2 separate regions of the Homo sapiens genome follow, and region 2 is linked to region 1. Evidence: read pairs that join two places in POLR2A ChIA-PET (ENCODE). Cell type or tissue: A673. All regions are shown on one strand. Links, peaks and the distances in the headings refer to the core of each region. The heading gives the core; the rest is flanking DNA. Region 1 overlaps TBC1D22B (TBC1 domain family member 22B). Region 2 overlaps FKBP5 (FKBP prolyl isomerase 5).

The links. ChIA-PET counts read pairs that join two places held together with the same protein. Peaks named below come from ENCODE experiments on the same cell type or tissue, not always from the same donor. Only the 100,000 strongest peaks of a DNase experiment are listed, where the experiment ranks them.
Region 2: POLR2A ChIA-PET joins it to region 1 with 10 read pairs; 2 of 35 experiments call an interaction of 5 or more read pairs at or near these places.

The regions. Positions count from the first base shown.
Region 1 is chr6:37,267,386-37,278,562 of GRCh38, reverse strand. It overlaps TBC1D22B (TBC1 domain family member 22B), which reads right to left. Exons shown (of 13, transcript NM_017772.4): 2 at 8,913-8,969. Among named protein-coding and RNA genes, the nearest start is that of TMEM217B, 15 kb to the right of the region's middle. In A673, for the core only: no CTCF peak of the experiment used is centred there; no DNase peak of the experiment used is centred there.
Region 2 is chr6:35,597,181-35,608,140 of GRCh38, reverse strand. It overlaps FKBP5 (FKBP prolyl isomerase 5), which reads left to right. Exons shown (of 11, transcript NM_004117.4): 6 at 10,737-10,893. It also overlaps the pseudogene RPL36P9. Among named protein-coding and RNA genes, the nearest start is that of LINC03135, 59 kb to the right of the region's middle. RefSeq lists a silencer at 5,475-5,769 and an enhancer at 6,444-6,949. In A673, for the core only: no CTCF peak of the experiment used is centred there; DNase peaks (open chromatin) are centred at 6,160, 6,270 and 6,660; H3K4me3 peaks cover 1,435 bases; H3K27ac peaks cover 1,437 bases.

The DNA of each region.
Region 1 (11,177 bases), core at 1,863-9,862:
GTAACTATGTCGAGGAGCCTGCCCTCTGCCCTTACCCCACCCCCATTTTAGACATGTAGCATGAGCAGGAAATAAACCTTTACTATGTTAATCCACAGAGATTTGACAGTTGATCTGCTATCACTTAGAGCAGCACATAAACTACTGGCAGAAAACAAGATAATTTTAGGTAGTCCACATATGTAGCATTAAACATTAAGTCCCAAAATAAAAAAGTTGTTCCATTTTTTATTCTGTTAAAAGTTCTTCTGCTGGCCTTGAGAAGAAAGTTGAAGTTTGGTGCTACTCTGTCTTTAAGACCATTTTCTAACTAGGTGCCAAAGTGACGGCAGCCTCAGAATCAATATATTTGCTAGCAACAAGATCTGCCTCTGGATTTAATAAGATTGTTTGGTTTTTCACTGAGTATTTATATGGTTCTTTTCTTTTAAGAGTCAGGGCCTTGCTCTGTCACCCAGGGTGGAGTGATGGAGTGCAGTAGAGAAATCTTGGCTTACTGCAGTCTTGAACTCCTAGGCTCAAGCAATCCTTCCACCTCAGCTTCCTGAGTAGCTGGGACTATAGGCGCACACCACCATGTCTAGCTTTTTTTTTTTTGAGAGATAAGGGTCTCATTATGTTGCTCTCGCTAGTCTCAAACTCCTGGCCTCAAGTGATCCTCTCACCTGAGCCTCCCAAATTGCTGGGATTACAGGCATGAGCCACCACGCCCAGAAGTTCTTCTTATTTATAACAAATGTTGTTTTCTATTTATAGAAATGATAATATTTGTTCTTAAAACAAGACTATTTGAGTGGCCAGGCACAGTGGCTCACGCCCGTAATCCCAGCACTTTGGGAGGTGGAGGCAGATGGATCACTTGAGGTCAGGAGTTTGAGATCAGCCTGGCCAACATGGTGAAACCCCATCTCTACTAAAAAAATACAAAAATTAGCCAGGCATGGTGGCGCATGCCTATAATCCCAGCTACTCGGGAGGCTGAGGGAGGAGAATTGCTTAAACCTGGGAGGTGGAAGTTGCAGTGAGCCAAGATCACACCACTGACTCCAGCCTGGATGACAGTGTGAGTGACACTCCGTCTCAAAAAAAAAAAAAAAAAGAACTATAGGAGACAAGTACCCAAATCAAAGAAAATAAAACTGAGGCTGCACGTTCTGGACTCATCCACCATGGCTGCTTCTCCTTTGTAAAAGGGGACCTGATCTACCACCTGCAGTACCACCTCAGGGGATTCGCTGTCGAGAACAAACATGCAGCTGTGTAAGAAAGATCTGTCATCTAATATAACACCCAGGAGTATGTGGTTATTACTGTTTTTCCTCCTTAGAGGCCACGTGTACATTAAGATTGCATAAATACTGGATGTTCTGAGAATTCTTTAATCAATCATCAAATCAAGAAGTTGAATTTTAACTCAGGTCAAAGAGCTGACTTGAAGCTGGTGGCCTAACACAGGGTGACACACACGCACACCAGGACCGGATGAACACACTACAGGGAGAGACGGGCCAGGCTGCCTGTCAGGTTCTAACAGGTGCTGACTTCTGAGAAAAATGAAGGCCGTTAACCAGCTGAGGGGTGGGTACCAGGGTGTGTGTTGTATTTTTCTTCATACGCTTTTTATGCATTTGAAGGTTTTCGTTTTATATATATATATATTTTTGTTTGTTTTGAAAAGGAGCCTTGCTCTGTCACCCAGGCTGGAGTGCAGTGGTGCGATCTAGGCTCACTGCAACCTCCACCTCCTCGGTTCAGGCGATTCTCTTGCCTCAGCCTCCTGAGTAGCTGGGACTACAGGCACGCACCACCATGCCCAGCTAATCAGGCTGGTCTCAAATTCTTGACCTCAGGTGATCTGCCCTCCTCGGCCTCCCAAAGTGCTGGGATTACAAGTATGAGCCACCATGCCTGACCAGTTTTCATTATATTTTTGAAGCAGATAATGATTCAATATATATTTGAAGTAGATTAAGATTGGAATTTACTCAAATGAAGACTTGCCAATAGAAACTGGGAGGACACTTTCCAACACAATGAAGAAGAAAGAAGGGAGAAAAGGCTGTCATTCCCCATGACATAAAGACATGAGATTCAAGGCAGACCATTTTGAGGCTGCTAGAAATGATTTTAAGGATACCTAGCCCACAAAACCCCAAATTCAACCAACCAATTTAAAAGTCAGCTCTGTCCTGAGGAAAGAGGCTTTCGTGGAGGAAGGGGTTGGTTTCACCTAGAAAAGGGGAAGAGTCTGAGGACAAAACAAGGTTGGTGAGAACCACCCACAAGAATGAAAGAGAAGGCTGGGCATGGTAGCTCATGCCTGTAATCCCAGAACTTTGGGAGGCTGAGACAGGCAGATCACCTGAGGTCAGGAGTTCAAGACCAGCCTGACCAACATAGTGAAACCTCATCTCTACTAAAAATACAAAAATTAGCCAGGTGTGGTGGTGCACACCTGTAATCCCAGCTACTCAGGAGGCTGAGGCAGGAGAATCACTTGAACCCGGAAGGCAGAGGTTACAGTGAGCCATAATTGTGCCACTGCACTCCAGCCTGGGTGATAGAGCAAGACTCCATCTCCAAAAAAAAAAAAAAAGAAAAAAAGAAAAGAATGAAACAGCAAAGCAAGAAGTGAAAGGTACTTTGGGTTACCACTGAGAGAAGGCAGAGAATCCACAGACCAGGAGCAATAAACAATGATGGGTAAATTTAAGGCTTTGAAGCTTTTCCATGTTTACTAGTTATGCTCTCTCCAGAGGAGATACATAAATTCACAAATAAATACATATAAATATTGGCTACTCACTAGCCATATTCATACATATTCATAATATTCATAAATATTGAATACTCACCAGACCCTATGCTAAATTTTAATATATACCCATTTTCTTATCTAATGCCCATTAATAATCCTATGAGGTGGGTATTTTTGTTAGTCCCATTTACAGATGAGGGAACTGAAGCCTACTGAGATCATGAGCAGGCAGTGAGGTCTGGGCTCAAATCCAGGTCTACCTGACTCCTGGGCCAGCATGTGCTACTAACTACTTACTTTACCTTGAAAAAAGCAGCTAAAAAGAAGAAGGTCAGGGCCTAGAAGGATCTGCAGCCTAGGAAGAGAAGTCGCCAAGTAAACCAAGCCACATACCACCACAGCTATAATTCTCCCCAACTATACACAGCCAAAAGCCCAACTCTCACACCCTGTAGGAAAAAAAAAAATCTCAACTTGTAGGAAAAGACTTAGGTCTGACACACATAGCCTATTCTGAGTAGACAGGAAAGAAGCCACATCTAGGCATGGGCTCCTTGTAAGAGAAATGTCACCCCTTTCTGTTGACCCCAGTAGTTGCAGCAAAAAGTTAATCCAGGTAACTCCAGCTGGGGATGCCTTCGGTTTATATACTCCATTTAAACACAGTCCCAGGTAGTTTACACTTAACTCAATGTAAAAGAATGCCACAGTGTGGCTTGAAGTCTAACCAAGATTATTTATTATTATTATTATTAAGATGGATTCTCGCTCTGTCTTCCAGGCTGAAGTGCAGTGGTGCAATCTTGGCTCACTGCAATCTCCGCCTCCGGGTTCAAGCGATTCTCTTGCCTCAGCATCTTGAGTAGCTGGGATTACAGGCGCATGCCACTACGCCCAGCTAATTTTTGTATTTTTAGTAGAGACAGGGTTTCACCAATGTTGGCCAAGATGGTCTTGAACTCCTAACCTCAGGTGATCTGCCCACCTTGGCCTCTCAAAGCGTTGGGATTACAGGCGTGAGCCACCATGCCCCACCCTAACCAAGATTATTTAAACACAACTCTATCAAAGTCACAACCAAACTGGCCTCTGACGAACACCTTCACCATACCTCCTTACAACTGTACGATAAATTATAGTTTAGAAAGCACCTTTGCAGATACCTCATGCAATCCTCACAAATCTGTGAAATGAGTCTTACTATCTCTATTTTATGAATGAAGAAACTAAGGCTTGGAAAGTTTCAGTAATGTGCCCAAGGTCATGGAAATGGTAAGCGGCAAAGAAAAAGAGATTTAAGAAGTGCAGGGAATACTAAAAATTTCAAAAACCTAATAAATGGCACATTTGACTTGGTAAAGTGTTTGGTGATGAGTACCTTAGTAACACAAACACCTAAGGATATGTTGAAAAAGAGTGGCCACAGGTTACACTGGTTAGGAGTACAAAAGATCAAGCATTCTGTAATTTGATCATACTACACTGTCTTACTAATACGGATGTTCTACTTAACAGAATTTTCTAGAAAAATGTTTGACACTGACAAGTGATGTGAAGTGGAGAAATTTAGTAACAATCAAATAAATCCAGATATCTTAGTAACTAGTGTGGCTCCATGTGAACTAGTTTTATAACTTGGAATTAGGACCTAGCATACTTGAGCATCAATTCAAAAAACAATAAACTTAGAAGCTTGTCATACCATCAAGTGGCCAATGCAGCTGCTCAGCAATGAGACTAGCTTTATCTGAGCTATAAAAATTACTGCAGGCAATAGTATCACTAATAGTAATCATTTGGCAAATTAAAGTCAATACACATGGACAGGGAACGACTTACTGTGCTTGTGCAGTTTAGATGATTGAAGACCCAATGTAAAGGCTTCTGCTGCAATGTGTATTAACTACACAGTAATTAATGATGGGCTGAAGTGGAACTATAATCATGTAGCAGAGAAAGTCATAAAAATGTCCTAACAAAGGTACTAAAATAGAGGTGATAAATGTTTTATGGCAACAATCTGAAATTGTAAAATGGTCTGGTGCAGACATAGACGCGACCCCATGTTGTAAAATATCAACATCAAACCACCACATACATGAAAAAGGGAACCAATTAATCCAGTGACAACTAAACTCCTCCCAAACTGTAAAGCTAAGTAATTACTCCTATTGAAAGCATGACTGAAACTCTGCTGAAAGATCAGTGAAAATATTCATGATTTTATATCATCAACAGGTGAGAAAACAATAGTATATAAAGTTTGCCTTGGCAGTTTGGGATATGGAAATATTCCTGAAGATCTGTCCTAAATACAAAATTAGGAAAAGCTCAGTTGATGATAGGTGCAGACAAGGTATGGTGATCTTGATCAAAACATAAAATGGACACTACACTCAGTGCCTTATATGAGTGGATGAACAGCTTTATAGGTTAGCCACGTGTTTGTCAAAGGTTGTGCTAGAACAGATCTATTACCAGTCAATAACTCCTGGTTGTGACCAGAATGGTTGTGGTTACATGTAACATAATTCTCAACTATGATCCTTAAATCCCAAGACCACGATGTAGGTCTAGGCTGTTGTCTTTGCTATTCTCGTTTTTTTTTTTTTTTTTTTTTTGCCTCGGGGTTACGAGTCGGCTGCTATAGCTTTCAGAATCACACTCACACTACCACATTCAAACGCAGGAAATGTGAGTGGCAGCAAAAAGAGGCTTTCTTCACAGAACTGTCTCCCATTCTGATCAAAAAAGAAAATCTTTCCAAGAACCCTCCCCCAGGAGACTTTCTTTGATTGGCCAGAACCAATGAGATGAGACCAGTCTATGCCAGTCACTGGGATTACTAAAGAATTATCATGAAAGGTTTAAGCCAATGTTAATACCTCCCCTAAGTGCATTGTTGCTTACTCAATATCTGAACAAAATTACGGTTCTTGAGCATGAAAGAAGCAGGCACAGGGAAGACTATCAGTTAGGTAACCAGTAATGCCTGCCTCACTGGCCAACAGACCAGAAAGTCGATTCTTGATAAAACCAAAGAATAGTAGAATTCATTCTATTTAATGGGACGATCACACAGATATCACAGAAAACATGCTCCCCTTAAGAGCTAACAGCCAGGTGCGGTGGCTCACCTCTGTAATCCCAGCACGTTGGGAGGCCAAGGCAGGCTGATCACTTGAGTCCGGGAGTTTGAGACAAGCATGGGCAACATGGTGAAACCCCATCTACACTAAAAATACAAAAATTAGCCAGGCATGGTGGCCCATGCCTGTAGTCCCAGCCACTGTGGGGTGAAGTTGGGGGTGAGGCATGCGGGAGCTGAGGCAGGAGGACAGCTTCAGCCCAGGAGGTCAAGGCTGCAGTGAGCCCTGATCGTGCCAGTGCACTCTAGCCTGAGCAGCAGCGCAAGACTCTGTTTAAAAAAAAAAAAAAAAGGCTGGACATAGTGGCTCTTGCCTGCAATCCTAGCACTTTGGGAGGCCGAGGCAGGCAGATCACTTCAGCCAAGGGGTTCAAGACCAGCCTGGGCAACATGGCAAAACCGTGTCTCTACAAAAAGTACAAAAATTAGCCAGATGTGGTGGTGCACGCCTGTAGTCCCAGCTACTAAGGAGGCTGAGATGGGAGGCTTGCTTGAGCCCAGGAGGCGGAGGCTGCAGTGAGCCAAGATCACACCACTGCATGCCAGCCTCAATAGAGCGACCCTATCTCAAAAGAAAAAAAAGAAGACCTAACAAAAGGGGCAAACCAAGGAACATTAAAGAAAAGCCTGCTGTTTAAGTAAATGAGACAGTTTCATACCTTCATTCAATAAATATTTACTCACTGCCTACTACGTGCCACATGCTGTTCTAGAGGCTATGGGTACAGTAATGAACAAAACAAAGTCCCTGCTCTCAAGAAATCTATACAATAGTGGTTTCTGATTTAAAAAAAAAAAAAAAAAAAAGCATGCACCTTGCAGACAAGAACAGCAGTCATGCTTCCTCAGTAATTCAGAAGACTGTGCCTTATACACACACCAAATCGCAAAAAGAACAAGTTGGTAGAATTATAGAAAGTGCACTACATATTCAGCTAAGTTATTTTTTAAATGTTTAAATACTGATAATGCATATTTGATATAGCATTCTTCTAGGTATTCAAAATACTTTAACGTATATTATCCTTTTTTTCTTCTCTTTTTTAAAAAACCACTTTATTTATATATTTAGAATAGTTTTAGGTTCACAGCAAAATCCAGAGGAAGGTACAGAGATTTCCTATACACTCCCCTCTCCCACACAGGCACAGCCTCTCCATTATGAACATCCGCCACCACAGTGGTACATTTGTTACAAGTGATGAACCTACACTAATACATTATAATCACTCAAAGTCAGTAGTTTGAGTTAGGGTTCACTCTTGTACATTCTGTGGGTTTGAACAAATGCATAATGACACGTATCCACCGTTTTTTGTTTTGTTTTGTTTTGCTTTGTTTTTTGAGACAGAGTCTTGCTCTGTTGCCCAGGGTGGAGTGCAGTGGCTTGATTTCAGCCCACTGCAACCCCTGGCTCCCAGGGTCAAGCAATTCTCCTGCCTCAGCCTCCGGAGTAGCTGAAATTACAGGCGCCTGCCACCAGGCCCGGCTAATTTTTTTATTTTTAGTAGAGATGGGGTTTCACCATGTTGGCCAGGCTGGTCTCAAACTCCTGACCTCAAGTGATCCGCCCACCTCCGCCTCCCAAAGTGCTGGGATTACAGGCATGAGCCACTGCGCCTGGCAGTATCCACCATTTTTATAGTATCACACAGAGTAGCTGCACTGCCCTAAAAATCCTCAGTACTCTACCTATTCGTATCTCCCCTCAACCCCACCCCTTGGCAACTGATCTTCTCACTGTCTCCATGTTTTGCCTTTTCCAGAATGTCATGTAGTTGGAACCATAATTGTACATTATCTTTACTTCCCTATTGACTGTGAAGGAAGAAAGGGCAGCTACTAATACACAGGCCCCAGGAAGATGAGAACCTAGGTCTGCATCTCCCTAACCATTCAGCTTTCATTACAAACAACAACTTTGCCAGAAACTAGTCTCTAAAATTAAGCATGCCCCCAAATAGAGGCCAAAGTTCTTAGAAAATCTCTGAAGGTGACCTATCCCCTCATTTAAATTCACTGTGGCTCAGTGATGGTCCATGAGAGAAAGATGGGATAAAGGGATAATTGGGGGTATGGATACAGAGCCACACATCTTGGATTTAACTAGAGTCTCTGTTGTGCTTGAAAATAATTTATTAGAGTTCTACTAGAGAAATAGCCTCCTAAATAGCTTTTATTTATTTATTTTTATTTTTATTTTTTTGAGACGGCATCTCGCTTTGTTGCCCAGGCTGGAGTGCAATGGCATGATCTCGGCTCACTGCAACCTCTGCCTCCTGGGTTCAAGCGATTCTCATGCCTCAGCCTCCCAAGTAGCTGGGATTACAGCTGCCTGCCACCAACCCAGCCAATTTTTGTATTTTTAGCAGAGACAGGGTTTCACCATATTGGCCAGGCTGGTCTCGAACTCCTGACCTCAAGTAATCCACCTGCCTCAGCCTCCCAAAGTGCTGGGATTACAGGCGTGAGCCACCATGCCCAGCCCTAAATAGCTTTTAACTCTACTGTACATATGCCTGGGTCTCTTTGAGTGTGTCAAAGGGAAAGAGGAACTAAAGAATGCCAGCCTACAGTTATATTCTGTTGCCCTAGTTCTCATAGTAAAAGTGAGGAAAAGGTGGCAGACCTATCTATATTCAGAAGCAGTGAGCCTCAGAAACCAGATCTCCTGCTAAAAGATCTGGAGGTCATCAATGTTCTGGTTTCAGGGACAACATTTAATCAATAAAGACCTTTTGACTATTCTCTTTTGACCAAAGAATCCAATACCAAACCCTACATATACCAGTTCCCAATATAGGAAAACACAAAATCTCTAATGGGAGTTAATTTCCCATTTAGCAATGGACCATTTGGAAGTAAGAACATTGCTCATCTCCTGGTCCAAAATAGGGCAGAAGAGACGCTAAAAAATGTCAAGGTGGAAACTGTCATTTCAACAAAATAGGGGAGGGTATAGGGGTGACAGCAGTAGATAGATAAAACGAAAATGTCTTGACTTACTTTTTGGTGAGCCGTGGGTCAAGAGGAGGATGCTGTGCTCCATATACAGGCTGAATGCTAAAAGCAAAAACAAAAGGAAGAAATAGTTAGTTTAGTTAGGAAACTAAATATGTTGGCTAAGTGCCATCTGCATCACAAAATTGGATGAGACTTTGATAAATAGGTTATCTCTAATAACTGTACTCAAGCCATCCCCCAAAGAGAGCAATCTACCCGTTAAAAAAATATATTTGATAATGTTCATTTTCCCTGGTGAAGTTTCAGTGCCTTACACACCTGTCAGGATGTCCTATGTGTAAAGAAGGCAGGATGGAAAGGTAACGGGCTTTAGAGCTGGAGAGAGCAGAGTTCAAATGCCAGTTCTGGCACTCAGTACCACCATGAACTTCCAGCAAGCTTTTTGACTCCTTTGAACCTGTTTTCTCATCTAAAGTGGGAATATTGCCTAATTGAAAGGCTCACTGGGCTAAAAGACAGTGAAGGGTGACCTAAGGAACTCACACACTGCAGGAGGGGTATAAAGTAAAATAATTTAGCCATATCTAGGAAGAATGAAATATGCATACCCTAAGACCCAGTATTTTCACTCCCAAATATGCATATTAAGATAAATATATACATATATGTATTAGGAGATATATATAAGACTATTCAAAGCACCATGGCTCGTCTTAGCCCCAAACTAGAAATAACCCAAATGTCCATCAATAGTGACAAGAGAAATCAATTGCAATATGTTTATATAGCAGAACATTATACACCAATGACAATATATGTGAAGTAGGGCTTCAAGTAACAATGTGGATGGATCTTACAAATGTCATGTTGAACAAATAAGTAAAGCATAAGAATAAATACTGTTATGATTCGACTTATATAGACTTCAAAAACTGACAAAAGTAGTTTCTACTGTTTAGGAATGCATGCAGAGTAATATTATAAAGAAAGAAAGGAGTAAATGACATAAAAGGATATAGTTCTCTCTGGAGGAAAGAAAGGAGAAAACAGCAAATAGACACAGAAGTTTCTGGGGTGTTCACTTTGTGATTATTCATTAAGCCATCATACCACACATTTGTGCTTCATGTGCTTTTCGGTCATGTATCACAATTAAAAGAAAATGAGCTGATGGGATGGCTCACAACTGTAATCCTAGCACTTTGGGAGGCCACGGCAAAATGACTGCTTGAGCCTAGGAGTTCGAAACCAGCCTGGGCAACAAAGTGAGACTCTGTTTCTACAAGAAAATAAAAAATTAGTTGGGCATGGTGCTGCACGTCTGTAGCCTCAGCTACTTGGGAGGCTGAGACGGGGGGATCGCTTGACCCCAGGAGGGTCCAGGCTGCAGTGAGCACACCACTGCACTCCAGCCTGGACCCTGTTGGAAAGAAAAGGGAAAGAGAAGGGAGAGAAGAAAGAAAATGAGAATAAATGATTCAAGAATAAGTATATATCAAGCCAAACTATTGTTTAAGTATAAAAGTGAAAAAAAACTACTTTTCAACATGTAAGAACTCAGGGAAAATGTGTTCCTTAACACCTGTCTGAAGAAGCTGTGAGAGAACAAACTTCAACTAATCATGAGATGGAGAAACCATGGCAAAAGGATTGGTGGAGAGCCCTGAACAGATCCAACCTTATGACTAGGTCTTACATTTGAGGCAAAGAGAACATCAAAGTAATATAATTGGCAAATGTTAAAAGGAGGAAAAAATGGACAAATGAAGTGCATTGACTTCTTCATCTTTTACTGACAGGGCTCAGAAGATATTTAAAGCAGATAGCTCAATTTGCAAATCTATGTCACTACCTGTTTAACATTAAATCCTAATGTAGATTTGCAAATGTTAATAGACGAATATGGATGTTTTACGACAGAAAATAAAACCAAGAAAAATAATATAATCAACTAGAAGCAGGTGGGAAGAGAGGGGTGAGGAAATATACTTACTAATTTCATCATTACTCATGGTAGGGAGCCAACAGGTACTGTCTGAAGAAATATGGTATAAAGTTACACTTATAAACACAATCACTAAAATAAAAAGATAAATCTTCCAAATTATCAGAATATATATATGTGTGTGTGTATATATATATGTGTATATATATATTATATATATAGTGTATATATATATTATATATATAGTGTATATATATTATATATAGTGTATATATATTATATATATGTGTATATATATATTATATATGTGTGTATATATATTATATGTGTATATATATATTATATATGTGTGTATATATATA
Region 2 (10,960 bases), core at 2,961-10,960, 1.7 Mb after region 1:
GCAGTATTTGGTTTTCTGTTTCTGTGTTAATTCACTTAGGTTACTGGCCTCCAGCTGCATCTGTGTTGCTGTAGGGGACATCCTTTCATTCTTTTTTATGGCTGCATAGTATTTCATGGTATATATGTACCACATTTTCTTTTTTTTTTTTTATTTCAAGTCTGTCAAGCTATTCTTTATTTCGGAGAGAGGGCAGGGCAGAGTGCTCAGTCCTTGGCAGCGGCTTTTGTCATGGTGGCCAGGACATTGCTCAGCTCCTCCTGCTTCCTCTTGGTGCATCCCCACCCTTGTCTTGATGAACTTGAGGGCCCATTTGTCCTTGGAGACCTTCAGTAACTCCATGGTGCACCGCTCGTATGGGGTGAAGCCACACAGCTCTCAGATCATGTCCGGCACGAACTTGGTATATTTGGTCAGGTGCCTGCAGCAGCGGCTGTGCCTGGGCGTCCTCATGTTCTCGGTCACCTTGTGGCCCTTGTTGAGGCCCATGGCCATAGGGCAGCACAGAGCCATGGCCGCTGCTCTCCAATGGTGGCCGTGGCAGAAGGAAGCCCACATTTTTATCCAATCCACCATTGATGGACACCTAGGTTGACTCCGTGTCTTTGCTATTAAGAATATAACTGTGCTTAAGAGTAAGTGCTGTGTGTGGCTCATGCCTGTAATCCCAGCACTTTGGGAGGCCAAGGTGGGATGGTCACTTGAGCCCAGGAGTTTAAGACCAAACTGGGCAACATAGTAAGACCCCATTTCTACAGAAAAAAAAAAAAGGCCAAGCATGGTGGTGCATGCCTGTAGTGCCGGCTACTCAGGAGGCTGTAGTGGGAGGATCATTTGAGTCACATTTATACCACTGCAGTCTAACCTGGGCAACAAAGCGAGACCCTGTCTCAAAACAAAACAGGCTGGGCGTGGTGGCACATGCCTGTAATCCTAGCACTTTGGGAGGCTGAGGTGGGTGGATCATTTGAGGTCAGGAGTTCAAGACCAGCCTGGCCAACATGGTGAAACCCTGCCTCTACTAAAAATACAAAAATTAGCTGGGTGTGGTGGTGGGCGCCTGTAGTCCCAGCTACTTGGGAGGCTGAGGCAGAATTGCTTGAACCTGGGAGGTGGAGGTTGTAGTCAGCTGAGATTCTGCCACTGCAGTCCAGCCTGGGCAACAGAGTGAGACTCTGTCTCAAAAAACAAACAAACACACAAACAATGCTGCAGTAAACATGTCAGTGTAAATGCCAGCTATCTTTCTGATAGAACGATTTATTTTCCTTTGGTTGTATACCCAGTAATGGGATTGCTGGGTCAAATGGTACTTTGATTTTTAGTTCTTCGAGAAATTTCCAAAACTGCTTTCCACAGGAGCTGAACTAATTTCCATTCTCATCAACACTGTTTAAGCATTCCCTTTTCTCCACAACCTTGCCAACATCTGTTCTTTTTTGACTTTTTTTTTTTTTTTTTTTTTTTTTTTTTTTTTTTTTGAGACGGAGTCTCATTCTGTTGCCCAGGCTGGAGTGCAGTGGCGCGATCTTGGCTCACTGCAACTCCCGCCTCCCAGGTTCACGCCATTCTCCTGCCTCAGCCTCCCGAGTAGCTGGGACTACAGGCGCCCACCACCACGCCCGGCTAATTTTTTAAAATATTTTTAGTGGAGACGGGGTTTCACCGTGTTAGACAGGATGGTCTCGATCTCCTGACCTCATGATCTGCCTGCCTCGGCCTCCCAAAGTGCTGGGATTAAAGGCATGAGTCACAGCGCCCGGCCTTGACTTTTTATTAATAGTCATTCTGACTCAGTTGTGAGATGGTATCTCATTGTGGTTTTGATTTGCATTTCTCTGATGATTAGTGATGTTCGGCATTTTTTCATGTTCGTTGGCTGCTTCTTCGTGTCCTTTGCCTACTTTTTAATGGGGCTATTTGCTTTTTTCTTGTTGATTTGTTTAAGTTCTTTTCTGGATATTAGTCCTTTGTCAGATGCATAATTTGCAAATGTTTTCTCCCATTCTGTAGTTTGTCCATCTGCTTCGTTGATAGCTTATTTTGCTGTGCTGAAGCTCTTTAATTAGGTCCCAACTGTCAGTTTTTCTTTTTGTTGCATTTGATTTTGGGGACTTAATCATAAATTATTTGCCTAGGCAATGTCCAGAAGAGTATTTTCTAGCTTTTCTTCTAGGATTTATATAGTTTCAGGCCTTACATTTAAGCCTTTAATCCATCTTGAGTTTGTTTTTGTATATGGTGAGAGGTAGACGTCTGGTTTCCTATTTGGATGCCTTTTATTTCTTTCTCTTGCCTGATTGCTCAGGCTAGGACTTGCCGCATACTGATTGCTGTGGCTCAGTACCATGCTGAATAGGAGTTGTTAAGAGTGGACACCCTGTTTTTTTCCAGTTCTTAGGCGGAATGCTTCCAACTTTTGCCCGTTCAGTATGATATTGACGGCTGGGTGCAGTGGTTCACACCTGTAATCCCAAGACTTTGGAAGGCCGAGGCAGGAGGATTGCATGAGCCTAGGAGTTCAAGACCAGCCTGGGCAGCATAGTGAAACCTTGTCTCTACTAAAAATAAAAAAAATTAGCCACACATAGTGGCATGCACCTGTAGTCCCAGCTTACTTGGGAGGCTGATGCAGGAGGATCACTTGAGCCTGGGTGATACAGGCTTCGGTGAGTTATGGTTGCACCACTGCACTCCAGCCTGGGCAATGGAATAAGACCTTGTCTCAAAAAAAAAAAAAAAAAAAAAAAAAAAAAAGATATTGTCATAGGTGGCTCTTATTATTTTGAAGTATGTTCCTTTGATGCTTAGTTTATTGAGGGTTTTTTATAATGAAGGGATGTTGGATTTTATTGAATGCTTTATGCTGATTGATTCTGAACATTGATAAAGAGGTATATATATATATCTTTAAATGATTTGTTCAGACTTTAATGGAAAGTACTAGTAAGAATAGCATGTAGAATTTCCAAATCACCCCATGTGGAGTGGGGAAATAGAGGAACAAGGAAAACTTCATCAATTGAGCAAAAATTGTTTTAAAAAATAAGAAAACACGGGCCGGGCACGGTGGCTCACGCCTGTAATCCCAGCACTTTGGGAGGCCGAGGCACGTGGATCACGAGGTCAGGAATCGAGACCATCCTGGCTAACATGGTGAAACCCCATCTCTACTAAAAATACAAAAAATTAGCTGGGCATGGTGGCGGGCGCCTGTAGTCCCAGCTACTTGGGAGGCAGGAGAATGGCGTGAACCCGGGAGGTGGAGGTTGTAGTGAGCCGAGATCACACCACTGCACTCCAGCCTGGGCAACAGAGCGAGACTCCATCTCAAAAAAAAAAAGAAAACACTGTGTAGAAAACCAAAGACAAGAATAAAACCACTCATATCAGTGATTACAAAAAATATGAATGGGATAAAGTCACCTATTAAAGGCAAAAGGTCTCATAAAGTGAGAACAACAACAGTATCTAGCTATGTGTTCTTTATAAATGAAACACTAAAATCAAAAAGGTACCAAAAATTGAAAATAGAGGAAAGATTACGTCTGCCCATATTGAGATCTGATGGAGCTGTGAGACTTTACATTTTTGTTTTTCATATGCTTTTGAAGTATTTATGAATGTCCTGGGATATAAGTCTAGGAATAGGAGCAAATTCTTGAAACCATTTTATTATATGTTTTCACAAAATAATGTAATATGGTACTTGGTCTAAAGTGGCCAGTGTTTATTCTTTCAAATATTTTGGATTTATATAATTTCTTTCTTCCAAAAAGTTATCTTCAAGTCTTCAGGTAGAATAAAATCATAGTAGAAAATAAGTCTTTCTGGCCAGCCATGGTGGCTCACGCTTGTAATCCCAACACTTCGGGAAGCCAAGGTGGGAGGGTTGCTTGAGGCCAGGAGTACAAGACCAGCCTGGCAACATGGTGAGACCCCATTCTTAACAACAACAACAACAAAATAGCCAGGCGTGGTGGTGTGTGCCTGTAGTCCCAGCTACTAGGGAGGCTGAGGAAGGAGAGTAGCTTGAGTCCAGGAGTGTGAGGCTGCAGTGAGCCATGATCACACCACTGCACTCCAGGCTGGGCAACAAAGTGAGACCCCCAACTCAAAACAAAAACAATAAAGAGGCCGGGCACGGTGGCTCACACCTGTAATCCCAGCACTCTGGGAGGCCAAGGCTGGAGGATCACTTGAGGTCGGGAGTTCAAGACCAGCCTGGCCAACATGGCGAAACCCCATCTCTACTAAAAACACAAAAATTAGCTGGGCATGGTGGTGCGGGCCTGTAGTCCCAGCTACTTGGGAGTCTGAGGCACAAGAAGTCCTTGAACTCGGGAGGCAGATGGTTGCAGTAAGTGAAGGTTGTAGTGAGGCAAGATCACGCCACTACACTCCAGCCTGGGCAACAGAACGAGACTCTGTCTCAAAAAAAGAAAGAAAACAGTCTTTTGTTGCTGCTGCTGCTGTTGTTGTTGTTACAAAAAAAAAAAAAATTCCAGCCAATTGGCCATTTATTTTAGAATAGTATTAAAAAACAAAGTTTCCATATCAATATAAAATTTGTATAGCTTCCTAGAATTTATTAAAATAGGAATACTAATAGATTCAAAAAGGAAAATTTGTATAAATTAGTGAAAATTACCACCCTGTCCTTAATGCCCTATTTTAAGATTAGTCATTAAATAAATATTTACTTGCTGGCCCTGAACTCTGTGCTGGGTACTGTGAGGCACAAAAGAAGTACAAGATACTGCCTTTGCCTACTAAGAATTTTATTCATACTTTGACAGCTTTCTGTGTTGAACCAGTAAATGTTTTCTTACACAGAGCTCTAAAACATGTTTAATCTGGTATAATTTACCACTAGGCACAGGAAAATAATTATAGCTAACATTCCTTTAGTTTGTCTCTGTATATCCACACTTAACAACAGCATTTTCACATGATAGACACCCTGACATATGAATGAATGAATGAATGAATATCAGGTGCTAGATTAAAAGCTCTAATTCAGTATCTAATTTAATCCTCTCAACAATTATCATTTAGCTAGTGTATTATCCACATTCTATCAGTGAAGAAACTGAGCTTCAGATCACTTTAATTACCTTGCCCAAAGTCATAATTGAAGTGGCAGAATGGGACTGGAATCCAGGTCTAACTCAAGTGCTATAGTGGTGTGAAGGGAAGACTGGTAAGGGTTGGTGTTCATGGAGAATTTGTTGCTGGGTGTATACTTCTTGTTTAGATTTCCTGTTTTGAAAACATTCAAACTTGATCAACCAAAAGAAATCATTTGCATAAATGTTATTCAGTTCCAGGAGCCAGGTTCCACGCCTGTTAGCATCTGTCCGTCAGTTCTGTAAGCAATCTTACAGTGGTGTGTGTTCATCCTAAGTAGTACAAAACAGTGCAGAGGAGGAAGGCGGACAGCTTAGGGGAAATCTGACCACCATGCGTGTTGGAAGTATTTCTCTTGTTCTCCTGCTTTTAGAAAGCCATCTCTGCTTGCTTTTTCAGGGGGTTATTAAGATCCTACTCTCTTGGATACTGTGCTCTATTAGGCAGGAGACACAGGCAGAAAGAAGCTCACTTGGCATGAATTAGGCAACAGAGAAAACTCTTGCTCAGTGGGAGTAACCTGTCACAACCTGGTTTTCTCTGGCCAGATAACCAGTCTTGTCGAGTAGTAATGCCATTACAACATTCCCATTCAGATCCTCATGACCCAGTAATTGTTTTGAGAATGAGTGCAAAGCTATCAGACACCAACTACTATAATTAGAAAAGGGAAAAATAGACACTTACCAGAGCTAATGTCTTTAGGCTGGAGCATTTACAGCTTTTTGTTTTTTGTTTTTTAAGTTATGGAGCCTCTTTCTCAGTTTTGCTTCCTAAAATACAAATTGCATGGTTTAGGGGTTCTTGCATTTCATTTTTGTTACTGCTGTGCACTCTCTTTCCTTTTTTCCCCCCTATTTTAATCGGAGTACAAATTGCTGTCAGCACATCGAGTTCATGTGCCAGCCACATTCAGAACAGGGTGTTCTGTGCTCTTCAAAACAAAATTGCTCTAGGGCAGTAAGAGAACAATAAGTCAGAGCTCCAGTTTAAGTGATGTTTTGCAGCTCGCTTGATGTGGTTACACTCCGATTGCGCAGCTAAGCTTGGGTAATTTGGTTTGGTTTGACTTTGTGGGGATTTGGAGGACCTCCCTCCCCCTTTAAGTTACATAGTCTTTAAGTCAAGAAAAAAATGTTGTCTCTTTTTAACTTGTTTATTTCTTTCTCTACCAAAAAAGCCCTAAGTAGAAGCATCCTGTATGTACTTTTATTCTCTTTGGGCATGTCATAGATGATTTACTTCCCGTAAATCATGCTGGTTGGGATTAGCAACAGACCTCCTGAGCCCTACAGGCTGCACTCCCAGTGAGTCACGATGGTTATTATTAAATATTTATTAAGTTAGTATTTGCACTAAAAGATGCCAGGTCAAAAAGCAACCACAGGGCTTCCACAGCCAGAGCTGCCATGGTTTTTGTTCTGTTTTGTTTTGGTAGGAATTTTTAAGATAACATTAAAAAGAATAAGTGGAGCTATAGGAGCTAGGCTCATCTGCATCTGTTACTGCAATCAGGGCCCCTACTGTGGCAATCAGCAGTCTTTCCGTGGCTCCAAGTGGTGTGTGAGTTCTTGTCAGCAGTCTCGTAGAACTTTTCACATCAGTGTTCCAAGTTTAGAAACCAGTTAACCCAGCAATGCCCTTTGCTACTTGTAGATGTAGAGAATCAATGGGCTGTATTCACCATGAGGCTGTGATACCTCCTTTTACTCTGACATTCCGAATGTTGTCAGTATTACAAGGCGATGGTTTTGGTTTTTTATATAAACTGGGGTGTATATGTCTGGATGTATATCCGTTTAAGATTTTATAGTACTGCAGGGTCCAATTGTGAAGGGTTAGATTTACCAGGAAAAAAAAGATTAGTCCACATGTAAAGTAGAAAATATTTATAAGAGCTATCACAAATGTTTACTGTCCTATTACAGCATCAGACACTAGTTCTGTCATTTATTGTCTCTCTGAGAAGACTAGCTACAATGAATGTTTTGCTTTCTTAATTATGCCTTTGTTACAGTTTGACTTTTTTTTGGCATGGTTACTTCATTTATCTTTCCCAACATGTTTATTAGTAGCCAATCTTTTTCCCTCACTAATGATGGGTTATCACATCTAAAGAGAACTTCTGAAATTACTCATTTAATTTTAATATCAAGTACATACATCAAGCTGAAAAACAGCCTAGGAAACTAACGCACAGGCAGGAATCCTTGCAGAGTCTCTGGATTTCCTGTTTTGAAAACATTCAAACTTGATCAACCAAAAGCCACAACAAATGTACTGATAATTTCCTCCCCCACTAAATGTACTCTCCTTAAGGGAGGAAGATGATACTTCCAACAATAAACTTCAGACAAAAAAAATCTGTTAACTAAGTTGTGAGCTACTAGGACAATAAATCTCTATACTTGAGACATTCCACAATACATGAGAAATTTACTTTGCTCAGCAAATCTTTTTTTTTTTTATGAAAAGTGTTATTAGTCTAAATTTCTTGGGCAGAGTTTTAAATATTTAGAAATGCAAACTTTTTAGAACTCTTAACCTCCTTAGAAATATCAATTTTTACTCCAGTAAAAATATCTTTTTTTTTTTGAGACGGTCTCACTCTGTCACCCAGGCTAGATTACAGTGCCGCAATAACAACTCACTGCAGCCTGGAACTCCTAGGTTCAAGCAATCCTCCCACCTCAGCCTCTCGAGTAGCTGGGACTTATAGGTGTGCGTCACCACCCTCAGCGAATTCAGTAAAAATATCTTAAGCCTCAGACTCCCTGTAGAACCTCTCTAGTATGCATGTACAGTCATATGCTGCATAACATTTTGTTTAACAGCAGATTGCACATAGGACAGTGGTCCCGTGAGATTATAATTCCATATCTTTACCTTCTCAATGTTTAGATACACAAGTACTTACCATTGTGTTACAGTTGCCTACAATATTCAGTACAATAACATGCTATACAGATTTATAGCCTAGGAGCAATATGCTATACCACTTAGCCGAGGTTATAGTAGGCTGTTCCATCTAGATTTGTGTAAGAACATTCTAAGATGTTCCCACAGTGATGAGAATACCTGATGACACATCTCTCAGAATGTATCCCCATCCTTAAGTGAAGCGTGACTGTATTTGAAAAAGTTTAAATTTGAATTTATTTTTTAAATGTTTTCCAATTCAGAATGAACTTTCAATTTGCTACAAGTTAATTTTATCTAGAGCATTCTAAAAGTAAGTCTAACAGAAGGAATTATCAGCATTTATGAGTGTGGGACATAAACTAAAATGCCATATGCGAGCTCTACCAAGCCACTCCAACTCTAGCCCTTGTTTGGAGGAGCTGACTCAAGAGTTAGGCCCTTTCTAGTTTGGCCCAAGTTTCTTAGACCCCATTCTGTGTCTGCAAGGGGAACACATCAAGATGGTATTAATACTGGTGAGTTAAAAAAGAGTAGTGAGTACTCACTTCGGCAGCACATATACTAAAATTGGAACAATACAGAGAAGATTTAGCAAATCGAAAAAAGAGAAGAAAAGGGTAGAACGCTTTAGAGCATAAATGTCCAGGGGACATTTCGGCCCCTAGTGTCTACACCATTTCTGTTCATTCTTCAGTTTTTCTCATTTCTCAGGCCTGGGCTAGGGGTAATTCAATTAAATTATTAACTGCAGGAATTAGATTTGAAGCTGGTTTCTGGACTATATTGATATTGAGAGTGATATTACCAGGTCATAGAATCATAGAATTTTAGAGCTTCATTGAGATCATGTAGTTCAAAAGTAGAATAAGTTAGATTTGAATTTTTATTTGGAAGGTAATAGTTGTTTTATTGGGCATGGAATGAGTATAACAGAACGAGTGATTTTTAGTCTCTCTACAAGTTGTTGATCTAAAGTAAAGTAGATCAGCCAGTGTTAGAAAAGAAGCATTTTAGGAAATCTCTAGATTTGAATATAGGCTATTATGTTACAGAAGTAGGAATAAAGGATTTTCTTTCTTTTTTATTTTTATTTATTTATTTTTTTATTTATTTTGAGATGGAGTCTCCCTCTGTTGCCCAGGCTGGAGGCTGGAGTGCAGTAGCGCAATCTCAGTTCACTGCAACCTCCGCCTCCCAGGCTCAAGTGATTCTTGTGCCTCAGCCCAAGTAGCTGGGATTACAGGCACGTGCCACCACACCTGGCTATTTTTTGTATTTTTAGTAAAGATGGGGTTTTGCCATGTTGGCCAGGCTAGTCTCAAACTCCTGACCTCAGGTGATCCACCCGCCTCGGCCTCCCAAAGTGTGGGATTACAGGCGTGAGCACCGCGCCCAGTCAGGATTTTCTTATGAAATCCAAATTATCATATTGCTTGGTGACTGTTATGCTGTCATACCAGCCATCCATTTTTCTTATTACATCAAAAACTTAAAATAGAATACCCTTAATATTAAAAGTAGTTGTAAAGTTTCAGAGAATTGTTTTTCCTAGAAATAAAGAGTCTAGGCCAGACCTGGTGGCGCATACCTGTAATCCCAGCGCTTTGGGAGGCTGAGGCGGGTGGATCACCTGAGGTCAGGAGTTCGAGACCAGCCTGGGCAACATGGTGAAACCCTGTCTCTACTAAAAATAACAAAATTAGCTGGGTGTGGTGGCACACACCTGTAATCCCAGCTACTTCGGAGGCTGAGACAGGAGAATTGTTTGAACCCAGGAAGTGGAGGCTGCAGTGAGCAGATATCACGCCACTGCACTCCAGCCTGGGTGAGACAGAGCAAGACTGCGTCTCAAAAAAGTCTAACTCATCAAGAAAAAATAGATATCTGTATGCATTTTTTCTATTTTGTCTTAAAATATGAGAAAAAGCCTCTTATTTTAATATGAAATTACTCTGGGAAAGAGCTTGGTAAATTGGGGTGGAACGGGGAATTAGGCCTCCCAAAATTGACCTCCTAATATTTCAGGGGAGGTTATTAAGTAATTTGATTTGTGAAGTTATAGTAGACTATTGATTCTTTCACACTTTACATTTATTATTTCCAGTAAGGGATATAGCTAAGATAGTTATTGATGTTGTTGTCTTTGGATTTACCATTTTTATTCAGATATATTTGTGAATGAGATTAGGACTCTTAAAGAAGAAGGAGCATCTGTATTCATTTAATCTTTGTATATCATTGGAGAAATAGCCATTTAGTTGGCTTTTTGGCCCAAGCATCTGAAGCCAAGATGCAGTTACAGATGTTTATATATTTGATATTAAATTTGTGGCATTTGATAACTTTATTAAATAATTCAGCATCTCTTGACTTTGTATTATAGGTGAGGAAACTTCTGTCACATAGTAGGCTTAGAATAAACCTGTGTTTCTGGTTTGTTACCCACTAAACTGTCTTATTGATACAAATATCAGTAATTACAAGTTTAATTTAGAAATATGGTTGCTCCTAAACTTTCAGACTGGGTAGACTAAGCTTCACCAAGACACACTGTGTGTGTCTCTTGATGAAATGAGAAAGGGGAAATGGTATTTGCTACATTGTCGACCACTCATTTATCACTTCACTGAATTAGCCAGTCCTAAGAAGCAGCTCTGTTGACTCTCCTGTCTCCTTGCCCTCAGTCCACCTGGAAGGCCGCTGTGGTGGAAGGATGTTTGACTGCAGAGATGTGGCATTCACTGTGGGCGAAGGAGAAGACCACGACATTCCAATTGGAATTGACAAAGCTCTGGAGAAAATGCAGCGGGAAGAACAATGTATTTTATATCTTGGACCAAGGTAAGCAGCATACCAGTTTGGAACACAGTGAAGTCACCTAAAGGACAGGGATATGCTTGCTTTTTCA